Regions from separate parts of the Homo sapiens genome. Here region 1 is linked to region 2. Evidence: read pairs that join two places in POLR2A ChIA-PET (ENCODE). Cell type or tissue: B cell. All regions are shown on one strand. Each heading gives the region's core, and the rest is flanking DNA. Links, peaks and the distances in the headings are about the cores only. Region 1 has its middle 30 kb from the start of SDE2. Region 2 has its middle 26 kb from the start of LINC01703.

The links. Peaks named below come from ENCODE experiments on the same cell type or tissue, not always from the same donor. Only the 100,000 strongest peaks of a DNase experiment are listed, where the experiment ranks them.
Region 1: POLR2A ChIA-PET joins it to region 2 with 11 read pairs; 5 of 35 experiments call an interaction of 5 or more read pairs at or near these places.

What each region holds. Positions count from the first base shown.
Region 1 is chr1:226,024,180-226,033,647 of GRCh38, forward strand. No RefSeq gene overlaps it. Among named protein-coding and RNA genes, the nearest start is that of SDE2, 30 kb to the left of the region's middle. RefSeq lists an enhancer at 6,019-6,068. In B cell, for the core only: no CTCF peak of the experiment used is centred there; DNase peaks (open chromatin) are centred at 4,432, 4,992 and 6,272; H3K4me3 peaks cover 648 bases; H3K27ac peaks cover 2,956 bases.
Region 2 is chr1:226,105,262-226,114,729 of GRCh38, forward strand. No RefSeq gene overlaps it. Among named protein-coding and RNA genes, the nearest start is that of LINC01703, 26 kb to the left of the region's middle. RefSeq lists silencers at 3,004-3,198, 4,746-4,845, 4,926-5,385, 5,766-5,815 and an enhancer at 6,234-6,741. In B cell, for the core only: a CTCF peak has its summit at 4,484; DNase peaks (open chromatin) are centred at 2,770, 4,780, 5,460, 6,270 and 1 weaker place; H3K4me3 peaks cover 2,900 bases; H3K27ac peaks cover 5,116 bases.

The sequences.
Region 1 (9,468 bases), core at 1,026-9,025, 81 kb before region 2:
ACTAAACATACAAAAAAATTAGCTGGGTGTGGTGACGGGCGCCTGTAATCCCAGCTACTCGGGACACTGAGGCAGGAGAATTGCTTGAACCCAGAAAGCAGAGATCGTGCCACTGCACTCCGGCCTGGGTGACAGAGCAAGACTCCATCTCAAAAAAAAAAAATAAGTAAAAATATAGTAAAATGTTCTCAGCACCTTAAAAATATTCTTAGCTCTGTTAATTTCCAGAGTCAGAAATAATAATAATGTACACATTTATATAGCACTCTTAAGCCTTTTATCCACATTTACTCATTTAGTTTGTTTAAAAAGCCATTAAGAATGTACTTACATGATGCAAAAACAACAGGATAAAAACAGACAAATGAAATCATAAGCTAGCTGACCAAATGTTTAGGTAGTAGGAAATGGTTTTTTAAACTTAATTCTTTCAGCAAGTAATTTTTTCTGACTTGGATAGATAGATAAATACTGTTATATATGACCTGTCATTTCTACAATGATAAACTTTGATATTTATAAAGTAAATAATTTTGGCCGGGCTCAGTGGCTCACGCCTGTAATCCCAGCACTTTGTGAGGCCGAGACGGGCGGATCACGAGTCAGGAGATCGAGACCATCCTTGCTAACACGGTGAAACCCCGTCTCTACTAAAAATGCAAAAAAATTAGCCAGGCGTGGTGGCGGACGCCCGTAGTCCCAGCTACTCAGGAGACTAAGGCAGGAGAATGGCGTGAACCCGGGAGGCGGAGCTTGCAGTGAGCCGAGATCCCGCCATTGCACTCCAGCCTGGGCGACTGAGCAAGACTCCGTCTCAAAAAAAAAAAAAAAGTAAATAATTTTATTAGTATATGCTCAAGACATGCACATAGTGTATGTGTACTTTATACTCTTGCAATTATACTTTGATTTAGAAGATATAACAAAATACAAATAGTAAATTTAGGGCAAAATTGAACTGTACTACCACTTAAAATGTGGTGCAAAGACTACGGATTTTAATTGATTGATTTTATTTTATTTTTTATTTTTTTGAGAAGGAGTGTCACTCTGTCGCCCAGGCTGGAGTGCAGTGGTGCTATCTCCACTCACTGCAACCTCCGCCTCCCAGGTTCAAGCAATTCTCCTGCCTCAGCCTCCCAAGTAGCTGGGATTACAGGTGCCCGCCACCACACACAGCCAAGTTTTTGTATTTTTAGTAGAGACAGAGTTTCACTATGTTGGCCAGGCTGGTTTCGAACTCCTGACTTCAAGTGATCCGCCTACCTCGGCCTCTCAAAGTGCTGGGATTACAGGTGTGAGCCACTGTGCCTGGCTTTTTTTTTTTTTTTTTTTTAATTTTCTTTCTTAACCTTTCTGGGGGTGGCAGGGAGGAGGTCTGTCTCTCTCTGTCTCTTATTCCTACCATCTCTTCTTTTGCCTGTTTCCTCCCTACTTCTCCCTAGGCCACTTCACAGCTGCATCACTTATTTGTTTGTTTGTTTATTTATTTATTTTTCGAGACGGAGTCTCACTCTTTCTCCCGGGCTGTAGTGGCGCAATCTCGGCTCACTGCAACCTCCGCCTTCCGGTCTCCTGCCTCCTCAGCCTTTGGAGTAGCTGCGGTTACTAGTGCCCACCACCATGCGCAGCTAATTTTTGTATTTTTAGCAGAGAGGAGGTTTCTTTCTTTTTTTTTCTTCTTTTTTTTTTAGACGGAGTCTCTCTCTGTCGCCTAGACTGGAGTGCAGTGGCGTGATCTCGGCTCACTGCAAGCTCCACCTCCCGGGTTCACGCCATTCTCCTGCCTCAGCCTCCCGAGTAGCTGGGACTACAGGCACCTGCCACCACGCCCGGCTAATTTTTTTGTATTTTTAGTAGAGACAGGGTTTCACCGTGTTAGTCAGGATGGTCTCGATCTCCTGACCTCGTGATCCGCCCGCCTTGGCCTCCCAAAGTGCTGGGATTACAGGCGTGAGCTACCGCGCCCAGGCGGGGGTTTCATGATGTTGGCCATGCTGGTCTCCAACTCCTGACCTCAAGTGATCTGCCCACCTCTGCCTCCCAGAGTGCTAGGATTACAGGCGTGAGCCACTGCGCCTGGCCCTGCTTATTTATTTTTAGAGATAGAGTCTCACTCTGTCACCCAGGCTGGAGTGCGGTGGCGTAATCTTAGCTCACTGCAGCCTCAACCTCCTGGGCTCAAGTGATCCTCCCACCTCAGCCTCCCCGAGTAGCTGGGACTACAGATGTGTGTCACCAAATATTTTGTAGGGATGGGGTTTCACTTTGTTGCCCAGGCTGGTCTTGAAATTCTGGCTTTAAGTGATCCTCCTATCACCTGAGGTCAGAAGTTCAAGACCAGCCTGGTTAACATGGTAAAACCCTGTCTCTACTAAAAATACAAAAATTAGCCAGGCATGGTGGTGGCCGCCTGTAGTCCCAGCTACTCGGGAGGCTGAGACAGGAGAATTGCTTGAACCCGGGAGGCAAAGATTGCAGTGAGCTGAGATCATGCCACTGCACTCCAGCCTGGGTGACAGAGAGAGACTCTGTCTCAAAAAAATAAGAAAAAGAAAAAAGTGATCCTCCTGCCTCAGCCTCCCAAAGTGCTGGGATTACAGGCATGAGCCACTGCACTCGGCCAGCAAACATGTCATTTTATGATGTTTTATTTAGACTGATTTGTAAAGTTGCAAGTACAGTAAACAACTTGATAAATGTATAGAGTAGATCGTGTTGAAGATAAGGACAATTCCAAAAATAGTTGTCTGCCTCTCTCTGTTTTTGTTCTCCCAGTAACAAAGCTCACTGCCTTTAATTATAGTTTGAGACACTGTGTTGAAATATTTAATCTCTGGGTAATGACTGGATTTTAGTTTCCTAATTGGCATCTGTGTGTTTAGCATCTCTGCCAAAGCCCAACTCCGAGAATGAGCATGTAATACAAGATGTGGACTACATGTAAAACACTCTGATACCTGCCACCTAAGCTCTGGGGAAATACTGTCATAACAAACAAAGGAAGGATAAATATCATATACTTTATTATTCCACATATATGCATATTTTTAATGATCAGATTCCCCATCATTAACACATATTTTCTTTCCTTCTTTCTTTTTTCTTTGAGACAGGGTCTCACTTAGTCACCCAGGCTGGAGTACAATGGGACGATCACAGCTCACTGCAGCCTTGGCCTCTCAGACTGAAGAGATTCTCCTGCCTCAGCCCCCCAGTAGCTGAGACTACAGGCACATGACACTACACCCGGCTAATTTTTTGTATTTTGTGTAGAGATGGGGTTTTGCCCTGTTGTCTAGGCTGGTCTCAAACTCCTGAGTTCAAGTGATCCTCCCAACTCGGCATCCCAAAGTGCTGGGATTACAGGCGTGAGACCCCACGCCTGGCTGACACATATTTTTTAATGCCTGCCAACAACAGGCTAGGGTTTACAAGTCAAACCAAAAATCCATGTGTGAACAGCACATAGTGAAGTGTAACTATGGCCCCAAAGAAGCCCTTGGCCTTGTGAACATGTCTTGCTCATTTCTGAATGATATTTCATGTACCTGGGAGTAGCTCCCAGAAGAAAATGCTCCACCCACAACTGGGTGGCTTCCTTAAAACCTTGCAAAACCAGCTTGAAAGAACTAAAAGAATAATTTAGGTAGAAAAGTCATTGGCTTGAACTCCATCCACCAAAACTGCTTTGTGTTTTCTTAGCTGGAGAATCCAGAGAAGTGTCATTTTTCCTATTATTGTTGGCTTTGCATTGTTTGAAACAAGATGCCACTCATTATTTGCAACACATCTCTTTGGTGAGTCCATGACACACTGTGGGCGTGGGACCTACACACTCACATTCCCTGAATAATGTATGTTTCCTTTGGTAGTGTTTATACAGCCTAATGTTACACATGGGCGAAGGTGGAGCGCTGTTCTACCTATTGAGAACAGTCTAAGGTGAGAGGCCAAATCATAGATCAATGACAGGCTCTGTAGGACAGCAGACAGTGTTGCTCTTTCAGATGTGGAGAGGGAGAAGAGATTCCACTTTTCCGGTCTAGCCAATATGGGGCAACAGACATCCGACAGCAGTGTCATAAACCTTGAGCAAAAACTCAGGACAAGGGATAGCCAGCTATTTTAGAAGCTTTGAAGCTGCATATTCATCTGGAGGCCAATGTGTTCGTGTTCTTCTGAAAATGAAAACCACTCTCTTTCCTAACATGGATAACACTCTAACACTCCCGTGGGAACGAGATTGGAAGCTTTCTGCCCCAGGTCACAGTGGGTGACCAAAGAAGGCCGCTCCAAACACTGAAGCATCCTGGTGGTTTACTTAACAGGATCGAAGCAAAGCCAGCTCTCACCGCAGCAGCCTTCTACCAGTCACTAAATGATGGCAGGGCCAGCAGACTCTGTCAACTCCTGTGGTTGCCCGAATCTGATCTTCACCTCATATCCACCTTTCCCAGGCACAACCCAGAGTTCAAACTTTTGCCCTCTCCAAATTCAGATGAAGGGATCGGGTGCAGTGGCTCACGCCCATAATCCTAGCACTTTGGAAGGCCAAGGCAGGCAGATCACTTGAGGTCAGGAGTTCGAGACCAGCCTGGCCAACATGGCAAAACCCCGTCCATGCTAAAAATACAAAAATTAGCCGGGCATGGTGGTGCGTGCCTGTAATCCCAGCTACTTGGGAGGCTGAGGCACAAGAATCACTTGAACCTGGGAGGTGGAGGTTGTGGTGAGCTGAGATCGGGCCACTGCACCCCAGCCTGGGTAACAGAGCAAGACTCTGTCTCAAAAAAAAAAAAAAAAATCAGATGAAGGGATCCAATCATCTCCCAGAAAAAATGCTCAGTCCTTTCACTAAATTCTCCCTATAAGATGGGAATTTTCTCCTTGTGTCATAGAAGTGGAAACTAAAGCTCAGAAAGCTCATGTGACACAGCAGGTCAGAGGCGGTGCCAGGAGAGAAACCCAGGTCTGTGTGACTCCAAAGGTCACGTTCTTTTCACTTCCTCATTTTCCACCAAAAAAAAAAAAAAGTACCAGTTTTACACATAAACAAATACTGTTGTCCATTGACACTTCGGTATTAGCAGGTTCTGAGTTTCACTCTAATGGAGCTCATTGGGCCTGACTGGGTCTAGTTAGAGGTGGCAAGTATGTTAACGATATGAGGCCAGAGAGTTCTCCGCCCCTTAAGAAGCAATAACTTTATTCCTGGCCAAGGATGATGAGTTGACTATGTTCTTTGGACCCTTTGTCACGGCAAGGTATAATTCTCAATCTAGACTAGACAGATTGGCTGGCGCTATCACTTGGAAAGAAAGGAGTTTACTCCTCTTTGATGTCCTCCTTTGTGTCTGGAAGCAATCAATATAAAATTTATTTAGCCTTATCTTCTGTAACAAACCAAAGAGGGGAAAGTGTCCCAGAGAAGGCCGCGGGCACTTACTCACCCTTATTAATTCCATGTAACAACTGAGAGGCACTTTGAGCCTCTTAACCAAAAGCTTCACATCTTCAGATGCCAAGCCTCCAGCAGCAGGGCCACATGGCTCAAGCAGACAGGGAGCAGACTGGAAGTAGGCTGGAAGCCAACCTGAGCACAGCACCATGTCTCCAGGACCAGGCGGCACAGAAACTTGAGGCCACCTGTTCATCCACTGTATTTTTACCTATTTTTAAAATGTTCAACTCTCAGGGCTGGTGTTAGATGCTTATGATGCCACCAGGTAAGCCCACAGGTGCCAAAACATTATGTGCTTCTGCTTTGATATTCTCTGATGGATATTGCTGGCCCCAGCTCCCCTCTGGTACTTGGGGGGAAGTGGAAGAAGAAGAAAGATGAGCTGGTTGTTCTTGCTGCTGTTTCTCCACGATGAGACAGAATGAAAACCCTCTTTGGTTCCCTTCTGAATCCACCATCTGAGGACCAAGATATTCTCGGCTTGAATGAAATCAAAGTGGTTTAAATTAAAACTAATTATATCTGCTTTTAGAAACTGTAGGAATAGGCCAGGTGCGGTAGCTCACGCCTGTATTCCCAGCACTTTGGGAGGCCGAGACAGGCAGATCACCTGAGCTCAAGAGTTCAAGACCAGTCTGGGCAACATGGTGAAACCCCGTCTCTACTAAAAATACAAAAATTAGCCAGGCGTGGTGGTGCGTGCCCATAGTCCCAGCTACTCAGGAGGCTGAGTCAGGAAAATCGCTCAAACCCAAGAGGCAGAGGTTGCAGTGAACTGAGATAGCGCCACTGCACTCCAGCCTGGGCGACAGAGCGAGACTCTGTCTCAACAACAACCAAAAAACAATAGGAACAACCAATGGTTTTGAAAATACACCTTATCTATTAAAAGCATAAAAACATGAATGAGAAAGAAATACATTGAAATTCTTGTTGCTAGTTCCTCTGAAGAGGGAGAGAGAACAGAAGTGGAGGAGAAGGGAAATACTGTTCAAGTGGATTTTAACCACATCTGTTTTATGTTTGATTTCTTTTAAACGTAAAACGAAATTTGAAATAAATATGGCAGAAAGTTAACATGTGTTAATATTGTTAATTCTGGGTTATGACTACATAGGTGCTTGATATGTTGTTCTCTGTATTTCGTTATACTGAACGTTCTCACAATAAAAATATATTTACAAATGTTTTATGTTACAACTATGACTGAACGCTAAAAACAATGAGGTACATGGACTGTGAGAATGTGTAGGAGTCCTGAGGTTGGGAAGTGTGGCCAGGGGCAGTTCCCTAAGAAGAAACTGAGGGGGTGTCAGGAGGGCTTTGTATGCCCAGAGTGTATTAGGCTTCTCCAGAGAGACAGAGAATCAATAGGAGAAAGAGAGAGATGGATGGATGGATAGATAGATGACAGAGATGAGAGATGATTTATTATAGATGATAGATAGATAGATAGATAGATAGATAGATAGATAGATAGATAGAAGATAAGATTTATTTTTCATTTTTTTTTTTTTTGAGACAGTCTCACTCTGTCACCCAGGCTGGAGTGCAGTGGCACGATCTCAGCTCGCTGCAAATTCTGCCTCCCAGGTTCAAGCGATTCTCCTGCCTCAGCCTCCCGAGTAGCTGGGATTACAGGTGCCTGCCGTCACGCAGGCTAATTTTTGTAGTTAGTAGAGATGGGGTTTCACCATGTTGGCCAGGTTGCTCTCAAACTCCTGACCACAGGTGATCCGCCCGCCTTGGCCTCCCAAAGTGCTAGGATTACAGGTGTGAGCCACCGCGCCCAGCCGAGAGAAGATTTATTATAGGAATTGGCTCACATGATTATGGAGGCTGAGAAGTCTCACTATATGCTGTCTGCAAGCTAGAGAACCAGGGAATCTGACAGTGTAATTCTGAGTCCAAAGCAAGAGGCCTGAGAAACAGACTGGCTGCTGGTGCAAGTTCCAGGGTCCAAAGAACCAGAGAACCTGGAGTTCTGACATCCAAGGGCAGGAGAAGAGGGTGTCCCAGTTTCAGGAGTGAGAAAGTGAGAATTTGCCTGTCTTATACCTTTTGGTTCTATTCAGGCCGTCAAAGGATTGGATGGTGCCCAGCCACATTGGGTGAGAGTGGATTTTCTTTACTCAGTCCACTGATTCAAATGCCCATCTCTTATGGAAATACCCTCACCAACATACCCAGAAATAATGCTTCACCAGCTCAGTATCCCTTAATCCAGTCAAGTTGATGCCTAAAATTAACCATCACACAGGGATTGCCCTGTTACTGAGTGACACAGCTGGGAAACTATTTTGGAAGCTGAGATGGCAGGGACTTGGACTGGAGTAGTCATAGTGGTGGATACAGAGAGAAATTGATGAGTTTAACAGAAATTGAGGAAGTAGGCCTGGCACCATGGCTCACACCTGTAATCCCAGCACTTTGGGAAGCCGAGACGGGTGGTTCACCTGAGATCAGGAGTTTGAGACCAGCCTGGCCAACATGAAGAAACCACATCTCCATTAAGAATGCAAAAAAAAAAAAAAAAAAAGAAAGAAAAACTTGGCTGGGTGTGGTGGTGCATGCCTGTAATCCCAGCTACCTGGGAGGCTGAGGCATGAGAATGGCTTAAACCCAGGAGGAGGAAGTTGCAGGGAGCCGAGATCATGCCACTGCACTCCAGCCTGGGTGACAGAGCAAAACTCCATCTAAAAAAAAAAAAACAACAACAACAAAAACAAAACAAAACAAAACAAAAACCCATAAGAAATTGAGGAAGTAAAATTGCAGGACTTGGTGACGGATTGTATACAGGGAAGGAGAGAAGGGAACCAGTCTGGGGCCATCATATTTGGCTTGCCTACATAGATGGATGATGGCACCATCTTGACCTATGGAATGCTCAAAGAAGCCTGGGTCTGGCAGGGAGAATCATGAGTTTGGTTTTCGACTTACTGATTTTGAGGTATCTTGGAGACATTCAAGGAAAAACAGGGTACAATTAACAAGATAGTGGCAATAGGTGCTGGGCAGCCCAAAACTGCTGGTCACTTCTACTTACTAATCGCTGGAGGGCTGAAGTCTGGCTGCCTCTTCTGTGCCCTGCCTCTGTGACATGTCCAAATTGCTACGTTCAGGTTTAGGATGCAAAAAATCTGCTTTATTACACTGTGAGGAATCTTAGGATATTACCTATCTATAGCTGGGAAATTTAACCATTCCCAGGTTAGTCACATTTGACTAACTTGTTGAAGATGGTGTCTGATTCTTCATTTTCCTCCCCAGACCTGCTAGACTCTTTTTCTCATTTCTAGTCTTTGCTGATTTCAGGTTTCTTTTAGTTGGATGCCATGTATAAATAACCCTAAACTCAGCTTGTAAGTGCTTTTTTTCTCTGCTACCCAAAATTAATATAGATTCCTATTACCTTAGGTTAGGTTGTCCCAGAATCACACCTTAAGGCAGGATTTGAGTGCGACTAGTTTTGTTCTGTATATTTCGTTTTGTTTCATTTTTTTAAATTGTGGAAAATACATGTAACATACAATTTACCATCTTAATAAGTTGTTTTTTTTGTTTGGTTTTTTTTTTTTTTTTTTTTTTTGAGATGCAGTTTCGCTCTGTCACCCAGGCTGGAGTACAGTAGCATGATCTTGGCTCACTGAAACCTCTGCCTCCCGTGTTCAAGCGATTCTCCTGCCTCAGCCTCCTGAGTAGCTGAGATTACAGGCATGTGCCACCACACCCCGCTAATTTTTGTATTTTTAGTACAGACGGGGTTTCACCATGTTGGTCAGGCTGGTCTCGAACTCCTGACTTGATGATCTGCCCGCCTAGGCCTCTCAAAGTGCTGGGATTACAGGCGTGAGCTGTCGTGCCCGGCCCCATCTTAATAAGTGTTAGTGTCCAATTCAGTGATATTAAACACATTCACAATGTTGTGCAGTCATCACCATCATCCATCTCTATAACACTTTTCATCCTGTAAAACTGAACCGTATACCTTAAACCAAATA
Region 2 (9,468 bases), core at 1,026-9,025:
CTCCTCTTCTCTAGCCATACTCCCTCCCAAGATTGACGCTATCTAACAGAAATTTAATGTGAACCACATGTGTAATGCAAAATCATCTAGTAGCCACTTTTTTTTTTTTTTTTTTTTGAGATGGGGTCCCACTCTGTTGCCCAAGCTGGAGTACAGTGGCATGATCTTGGCTTGTTGCAACTCTCACCTCCCAGGTTCAAGCGATTTTCCACCTCAGCCTCCTGAGTAGCTGGCACTGCAGGCATGTACCACCACGCCCAGCTAATTTTTGTATTTCAGTAGAGACAGGGTTTCACCATGTTGGCCAGGCTGATCTCGAACTCCTGGACTCAAGCCATCCACCTGCCTTGGCCTCCCAAAGTGCTGGGATTACAGGCATGAGCCACCACACCCAGCCGCATTTTTTAAAAAGTAATAAGAAGGCCAGGCTCGGTGGGCTCACGCCTGTAATCCCAGCACTTTGGGAGGCCAAGGCAGGGGGATGGCTTGAGTCCAGGAGTTCGAGACCAGCCCGGCCAACATGGTGAAAGCCTGTCTCTACTAAAAATACAAAAAATTAGCTGGGCGTGGTGGTGAGTGCCTGTAATCCCAGCTACTCGAGAGGCTGAGGCACAAGAATCACTTGAACCCAGGAGGCAGAGGTTGCAGTGAGCCGAGATCACGCCACTGCACTCCAGCCTGGGCGACAGAGTGAGACTGTCTCAAAAAAAAAAAAAAAAGTAATAAGAAACGGTAAAATTATTATTATTATTTTGAGATGGAGTCTCACTCTGTCACCTAGGATGGAGTGCAGTGGCATGATCTCGGCTCACTGCAACCTCTGCCTCCCGAGTTCAAGTGATTCTCCTTCCTCAGCCTCCCAAGTGGCTGGGACTACAGGGATGCGCCACCACGCCCAGCTAATTTTTGTATTTTTAGTAGAGACGGGGTTTCAGCATGTTGGCCAGGCTGGTCTGAAACTCCTGACCTCAGGTGATCCACTGCCTTAGCCTCCCAAAGTTCTGGGATTACAGGCATAAGCCACCATGCCCAGCCAGTGAAATTAATTTTAATAACATTTTATTTATCCCAATGTAGCCAATTAGTATCATTTAAACATGTAATCAATAAAAAACTATTAATGAAATATTTTAGTTTTTGTACTAAATATTTGAAATCCATTGTATATTTTTCACTTAAAGCTCACCTCAATTTGGATGCTAAATTTTCATCAGAAAATCTTGATAGGTATTTAGATTTCATAAACTTGGCTGCTGAAAAAGTAGATTTATATACTTGAGTTGTTCCAAACATACTTAAAACATTTTCAATAACTGAATCAGATATCGGTTTTCAAATTTAAGTTAATTAAAATTAAAAATTTAGTTCTAGGCGGCCGGGCGTGGTGGCTCACGCTTGTAATCCCAGCACTTTGGGAGGCGAGGCAGGCAGATCACAAGGTCAAGAGATTGAGACCATCCTGGTGAACATGGTGAAACCCCGTCTCTACTAAAAATACAAAAAAAAAAAATTAGCCAGGAGTGGTGGTGGGCGCCCATAGTCCCAGCTACTCGGGAGGTTAAGGCAGAAGAATTGCTTGAACCCTGGAGGCAGAGGTTGCAGTGAGCCGAGATCGCGCCACTGCACTCCAGCCTGGCGACAGAGCAAGACTCCGCTGCAAAAAAAAAAAAAAATTTAGTTCTAGGCTGGACATGGTGGCTTATTCCTGTAATCCCAGTGTTTTGGGAGGCCGAGGTGGGAGGTTTGCTTGAAGCCAGGAGTTCAAGACCAGCCTAGGCAACAGAGGGAGATCTCATCTCCACTAAAAAATAATAATAATAATAATAATAGTAATAAAATAATTAGTCACAGTGGTGTGTGCCCCTATTCCCAGTTGTTCAGGAGGCTGAGGTGGGTGGATTGCTTGAGCCCAGGAATTCCAGGCTACTGTGATTGTGCCACTGCACTCCAGCCTGGGCAACAGACCAAGACCCAATCTCTTAAAAAAAAGTTAGTTCTTCAGTCACATAATTTGCACTAATTTCTTTTTTTCTTTTTCTTTTTCTTTTTGAGACAAAGTCTCAGTCTGTCGCCCAGGCTGGTCTCGACCTCCTGACCTCGTGATCCACCTGCCTCGGCCTCCCAAAGTGCTAGGATTACAGGCGTGAGCCACTATGCCCAGCCATAATTTGCACTAATTTCATGTGTTGGAGAGCCACATGTGGCTAGTGGCTGCTGTATTGCACAGTACAGAGCTAGACAGTCTCAGAAAACTGTGGCTTTAAATACCAGCAGGTCTGTGCTGGTGGCTCCCCAGTATTTATCCCCAGCCTGCACATTTCCTCTGCATCAGACCTGCCTAACCAGTGTCTACTTAACCCTCCACACAGATGTATCTACTAGGTGTCTGAAACCTAACCCGTTCAAAACTGGGCTTCTAAGAGTCCCACCCCCACCCACCAAACTAGCAAGGCCAGTTTTCTCCATCTTGATTAGTGACAACCCTTTCTTCCTGTTGCTCAGGCCAAAACCTTGAGATTTTCCCTGATTCCTCTCTCTTCTTTCTCTCTCCCACTTCATATTTGGCCTGCTGATAAATCCTGTCAGCCTTTAAAATATTTCCAGAATCCCACCCCTTCTCTTCACTTTCTCAGCCACCATCCTAGGCAGCCTCTAGGGTAATCATCTCTCCTGGGATTACCCCAAGAGCCTGCTGACTGGTCTCTTGTTTCTGCCCTTACTTCTACAATCTCCCCACCCCGCAGGGTGCTGCTTTCAAAGTCAGAGGTGTCCCTCTTCTGCTCAGAAAGAACCCTGCAGTGGCTCTCATCTGTAAGCCCAAGTCCTTACAATGGCCCACTGTCTCTTTCCAAGATCTGATCCCCCTGTCTTACCTCTCCAGCCCTAGCTTCTTATTTTCATTTTCAAAGACAGGGTCTAACTCTGCTGTCCAGGCTGGAGTACAGTGGCATGCTCATAGCTCACTGCAGCTCAAACTCCTGGGTTTGAGCCATTCTCCCACCTCAGCCTCTGAAGTGGCTGGAAATACAGGCACCACCATCATGCCTAATTTTCTTTTCTTCTTTCTTTCTTTTTTTTTTTTGAGGCAGAGTCTCACTCTGTTGCCCAGGCTGGAGTGCAGTGGCACAATCTCAGCTCACTCAACCTCCACTTCCCAGGTTCAAGCGATTCTCATGCCTCAGCCTCCTACATAGCTGGGATTACAGGCACGTGCCACCACACCCAGCTAATTTTTGTGTGTATATATATATTTTATGAGATGTAGTTCCACTCTTGTTGCCCAGGCTGGAGTGCAATTGCATGATCTCGGTTCATTGCAAACTTCGCATCCCGGGTTCAAGCGATTCTCCTGCCTCAGCCTCCTGAGTAGCTGGGATTACAGATGTGTGCCACCATGCCCAGCTAATTTTTGTATTTTTAGTAGAGACAGGGTTTCACCATGTTGGCCCGGCTGGTCTCAAACTCTTGATCTCAGGGGATCCACCCGCCTCAGCTCCCAAAGTGCTGGGACCCCCCACCGGCCTAATTTTTGTATTTTTAGTAAAGCTAAAAATACATGTTGGCCAGGCTGGTCTCCAACTCCTGGCCTCAAGTGATCCACCAGCTTCAGCCTCCCAAAGTGCTACCATTACAGGCGTAAGCCACCCTACCGGCCAGCCTGGCTAATTTTCCAAAAAAAAAAAAAAAAAAAGTATAGAGATGGGGAGGGGATGGGCTGGCTTGCGATGTTGCCCAAGCTGGTCCTGAACCCCTGGCCTCAAGTGATCCTTCCACCTTGGCCTCTCAAAGTGCTGGGATTAAAAGGCATGAGCCACTGAGGTAGGCCCCTGGCTTCCACTAGGCACCTCCTCTTCACTCTGCTCCATCCACTCTGGCCTCCCTGCTCTTCCGGGAACACAGCAGGCCGCCGGATATCTGTGTGGGTGGCTTGCTTGGTTCCCTCTGGCCTTTACTCAAAAATCACTGTAGCCTTCTCAGTGAGGCCTTTCCAGGCACCCTATCCAACACTTAACTTCTCCTACACACACATTTCATATCCTTCTTCCCTGTGGTTATTTTTTCCCCTTAGCTTGATCACTATTTAACATATTTTACATTTTACTTTGGTTGCTCTGTCTCTCCCATTACAATACAAACTCTAGGAGCGCAGGGATTTTTGTGTTTGTTTTTGCTCCGTATCCCCAGTTCCTAGAATAGTGCCTAGAATAGGACCTATTAGGCGCTCAATAACTATTTTAAATGAATGAATGGATGGCTTCCAGGTAGGGAGAACAGTTGGAACAAATGCAGCTGTTCCCTTCAGAAGCCTGAAGCCTGAGCTGGGGCGTCCGGACCGCTCCATGGGGTATGCGGTCTCCATGGGGTATGCGGTCGAGCTGGGCACTGACACTTCCCTACTTTGGAACTGTGCTATGGGCAAGATGGGAGCAGGCGCTGAATCCGTGGCGCATGGGGAAAGCGGCGGTCGGAGTGGGGCTTCCTGGCCTGTCACCTCCTCCTGAGCTGCTGCGAGGAGAGGCGCGTTGGCCTCCTGGGCCACAGCTGCCTCCCTGCCCAGGGAATCCCGGGAGATGCGAATATCGAAGAACTCTGAAAATCAAATCGCATTTCTAAACGCCAGGTGGAGATTTGTTTTGAGGTTCCTAAATGACAGATGTCCCGGCGGAGGAGCGCAGAGGAGGGCGGGCCAGTTGCGTCGGGAGAGGAGGAGCCGCAGGCTGGGAGGCGCGCGCGTCACTCGCGGGCAGGGGCTGGCTGGCCGGGCGCGCGGCCGGGCGGGGGCTGCTCCGGGGAGCGCGGGGGCGGGGGCGTGCGCGTGGCCGGGCGTGCGCGCGACCACCCGGGGCGTCCAGGCTGCCCGCGCGCGCCCAAGCCCTGCTTAAAAAAGGGAGCCCCGAGCCCGCGCCCTCCGCCCGGTGCGTCCCGCGGGACGTTCCAAGAGCAGTGCGGAGAGCGCGTGGGCCGCGGCGGAGGCCGGGCTGGGGGGCGGGTTCGCGGCAGTTCCCCCCGGCTCCCCGGCAGTTCCCCCCGGCTCCTCTGCCGCCTGGCCCGGGAGCTGCCCTTTATTTATTTATTTCAGTGGGCAAAGCGGGGTCATTTGTGTTGAGGACGCAAATCTTTCCAGGAAGTTTGTGCCTATTAATATTTCAGTTCCTGGCAGCCGCCTCGAGTGCGGGGCGGGGGAGTTCAGTGCTGCGGGGGAGGGAGGCGCCTGCAGCTGCCCTGGCCCACTGGCCTCGGCTGGCCGCTTGCGGCGAGGCCGAGGGGCAGCCCCTGGGCCTCCTGGGCGCCCCCCGACCCCCGCCACCACTGGGGAAGGCAGGGCCGGCGCGGACCCCCAGAGGCGCGCGGATCCCCAGAGGCAAGCCGACCTGCTTCCGGAGCCACGCGCGGGGCGAAAGAGGCGGCCCCGGATGCTGCGACCAGAGCGAGGGCGCCAGCTCGGGGCTTCCCGGAGCGGGGGCGGAGGAGGCAGCAGCCCGGAGAGGCTGCTTAGCCACCAGATGTCCGCGGGTGGCCCGCGCGGCGCGGGCGGAGGAAGGAAGGGCGGCTCTAGGGGCGTCCTGGCTAGTCGTCCGCGACCGCGCTCTCGGGTAGCCGGGGATGGCGGGGCCTGGGGCCCGGGGCCTTGCTGACCTTGCTCCAGCCACACAGCCGGAGGGAGCTGCAGCAGAAACTTGCCATTTTAAAGCTCGGCTACCCCTCACCACCACCTGGCAAGATTGTCATCATCTCCAATCTACAGAAGCGGAAGCCGGAGCTAAATAGCCTGCTAGAGGTCACGGTGCTGCTGCCCAACGGCGGGAGCCCGGATTTCTGACATGTCTTGCAAGAAAGAGTCCCTTGGAAGCAAATGCAATTATATTCTTCTGTGGTATCAACCAACAGAATCCCCCCACTAAGGGGAACTCAAGATACCGATGGAACTCTAGGCTGGAGCGGCGGGAGTTTGCCAGATACTCGTAATCTTCGTTCCCCAGCATAAGTGCCTGCTCACTCTTTCCAGCCAGTCACATCTGGAACACCCATCATTTTCCCAAAGAAACTATTTTTAACACCCCCAGGTGCATATTTAGATAAAGGCATTTGAAGCAGTTGACATAGCCACCTCTGGAGTGTGGGCTCCTGACAAGGACACTTCAAATGCTAACTGTCCCCAGGGGATAAATTTAAGTCGTCAAGCACACAGGGACATCACACTGTCTCTTCCTCAGTATTCTAACGTCATTGGTAGACCCTATGGCCGCCTTCCTGCGCAGGATTATCAGCCCACTGCTCAGGGACTCTGTCCAGCTCTGCATGGAAGTCACTGGCACCAGGTCATTAGCACCAGGGCCAAGACTTGGAAACCTCTGGGCAAAGGGAGGGTTTGTCTCATAAACCTTCTCACTCCAGGGTCCTCCTCCCCTTTGTAGCTCCTTCCCCATTCTACCTTTCACTGGCACACCTGTTCCTTTCACTGGCACACCTGTTCCTCCCAGGTGGCCAATGGGCCCGTAGGGAGGATATGACAGATTCTGGCATTTTAAGGTAGGACTCGCTGAGTCCCCAAGGGAGTGTGAGCAGAGCTGGCTATAGCATCTGCCTCCCTGAGATGCCAGGCTTGGTGATGCAGTGGAGGAATCTCAGCTCCCATGGCCGCAGGCAGCAGGAGACGCGTTTTGGAGGCTTAAGTCCTTGAGCATGGCTGGTCCTATGAGCCTTCCCAGCTCGGAGCCATACCCAAAGTGCCCTGCTTCTGTTTGCATTCACGCCCACGAGGGTTCAGTGAGGGAGGTCCATGAAATAAATGCCCTCTCCTCGGCTTGGGTGGGCCAGGCCCTGCCAGCTGCCTTCACTTTTGGCTGCAGAAAGCCTGCCAGGCTGCAGTGTGCAAAGGCCTGGAACAATGACTGGTAGCATCAGCTATTTTAATGCAGAGTTAGGCACACAATCCTTGCTAAATATAAATACAAAGGAAAACCCCAAAGTAGCTAAGCCTATTTTAATACCTTTTATTTTTCTCATTCCTGGTTCTTTTGTCTTCTCCTTGCTACTTGAGAGCTGCGGTTCACACAGGGCCCACCCTGAGTGTTGTCAGGGCTCCCACCCATGTCCTGGTCACACAGCCCAATCTTGATCATTGGCAGAAATGGAGTCAGAGGAAAGAGATCCAACAACTATTTCTTTGTTGTTTTAATGCAATTTACATTAAATCAAAAGTGAATGATGGCACCACTTCTGAGACTTGGTTGCTGAAAAGGAGCCTAGGGTTAGTGTAGCCTCTTCCCATCCCTCCCCTCTTCCAACTCTACACAGTCCCTCCATGGGGAGAAGGGATGTTTGCAAATCACCAACCTAAGAAATGGCCAGCAAATGAAGGATGCCGTCCTCCCAGTGGGAGATAACAAATCCAAATGCCACTGGGCTCCTGGAGGTGTCACCACTTACCTTTCAGAAAAGAAACAAGAGCAACAGACACCTCTGGGGATGTCTACCTAAACTGGAACCAGTGACCCCTCTTTTCTCTAGGAAATGATCTTCACCCATGTGGGGTCAAGTAGCTTCCACGTACTATGTTATTACAATTTTTCTCTGCCCACTCCACCTCCTCCACAGATGATAGGATCAGGGGTGGAACCTGGCCAGTCAGAGCCTCGTCCCTGGAAATTGGAACAGGGAGAAAGAGAGGGAAGGAGAGAGACAAAGTCTAACATCTGGGACCCCTCAGTGAGTTTCTGTTGACTCTCTTTTTTTCCAGAGTGTGGGTCACACTTTCCTTTTTCTTTGCATGTCTTGCAATTTTTTGTTGACAAATGGACATTTTAGATAATATGGCCAAACACGGTGGCTCACACCTGTAATTTCAGCACTTTGGGAGGTCGAGGTGGTAGGATCCTTTGAGGCCAGGAGTTTGAGACCAGCCTGGGCAACACAGTGAGACCCTGTCTCTACAAAAAATACAAAAATTAGCTGGTGTGCCTGTAGTCCCAGCTACTCAGAGGCCGAGAAGTTGCAGTGAGCCAAGATTGTGCCACTGCACTCCAGCCTTGGTGATAGAGCAAGACCATGTCTCAGTAAATAAATAAATAAAATAAGGCCGGGCACAGTGGTTCATGCCTGTAATGCCAGCACTTTGGGAGGCTGAGGCAGGCAGATCACCTGAGGTCAGAAGTTCAAGACCAGCCTAGCCAACATGGTGAAACCCCATCTCTACAAAACTACAAAAATTAGCCAGGCATGGTGGTGCATGCCTGTAATCCCAGCTACTCGGGAGGTGGAGGCCGGAGAATCCCTTGAACCCGGGAGGTGGAGGTTGCAGTGAGCCGAGATCGCACCATTGCACTCCAGCCTGGGCAACAGAGTGAGACTCCATCTCAAAAAAAATTAAAATAACATAAAAATAAATAAGTAAATAAATAAAATATATTGTAACAACTGTGGATTCCAGTTCCCTTTCCCAGCATTGTTGTTGCCGTCTTGTTTGTTCATTTAGTGGCTGGCTTGGACTGATTCTTTGGAGTCTGCCTTCTCCTCACAGTGTGCAGCTGCTGCTATTTCTGCTGCTTTTCTTTTTTAAGAAAACAAGTTTTATTTTTATAATTAGAACGTTCTAATGAAAATATTATTGTAATATTAGTAACCTTTATTCCGGGCGCTGATCTGCTCAGTAGTTTTCCTGCTTGTTTTTATTTATTTATTTTATTTTTTAAGACAGAGTCTCACTCTGTCACCTGTCACCCAGGCTGGAGTGCAGTGGTGCAATCTTGGCTCACTACAAACTCCGCCTCCATCCCCACCCCACTGGGCTCAAGCGATTCTCCCACCTCAGCCTCCCGAGTAGCTGGGATTACAGGTGTGCACCACCATACCCAACTAATTTTTGTGTTTTTAGTAGAGACAGGGTTTCGCCGTGTTGCCCAGGTTGTTCTCCAACTCCTGACCTTAAATGATCCATCTGCCTCAGCCTCCCAAAGTGCGGGGATTACAGGTGTGAGCCACTGCGCCCAGCCTGCTTGTTTTTATTTTTAAGCCTGACTTTCTTTTTATTTATTTATTTATTTTTTTTTTTTTTTTATTGATCATTCTTGGGTGTTTCTCGCAGAGGGGGATTTGGCAGGGTCACAGGACAATAGTGGAGGGAAGGTCAGCAGATAAACAAGTGAACAAAGGTCTCTGGTTTTCCTAGGCAGAGGACCCTGCGGCCTTCCGCAGTGTTTGTGTCCCTGGGTACTTGAGATTAGGGAGTGGTGATGACTCTTAACGAGCATGCTGCCTTCAAGCATCTGTTTAACAAAGCACATCTTGCACCGCCCTTAATCCATTTAACCCTGAGTGGACACAGCACATGTTTCAGAGAGCACAGGGTTGGGGGTAAGGTCACAGATCAACAGGATCCCAAGGCAGAAGAATTTTTCTTAGTACAGAACAAAATGAAAAGTCTCCCATGTCTACCTCTTTCTACACAGACACAGCAACCATCCGATT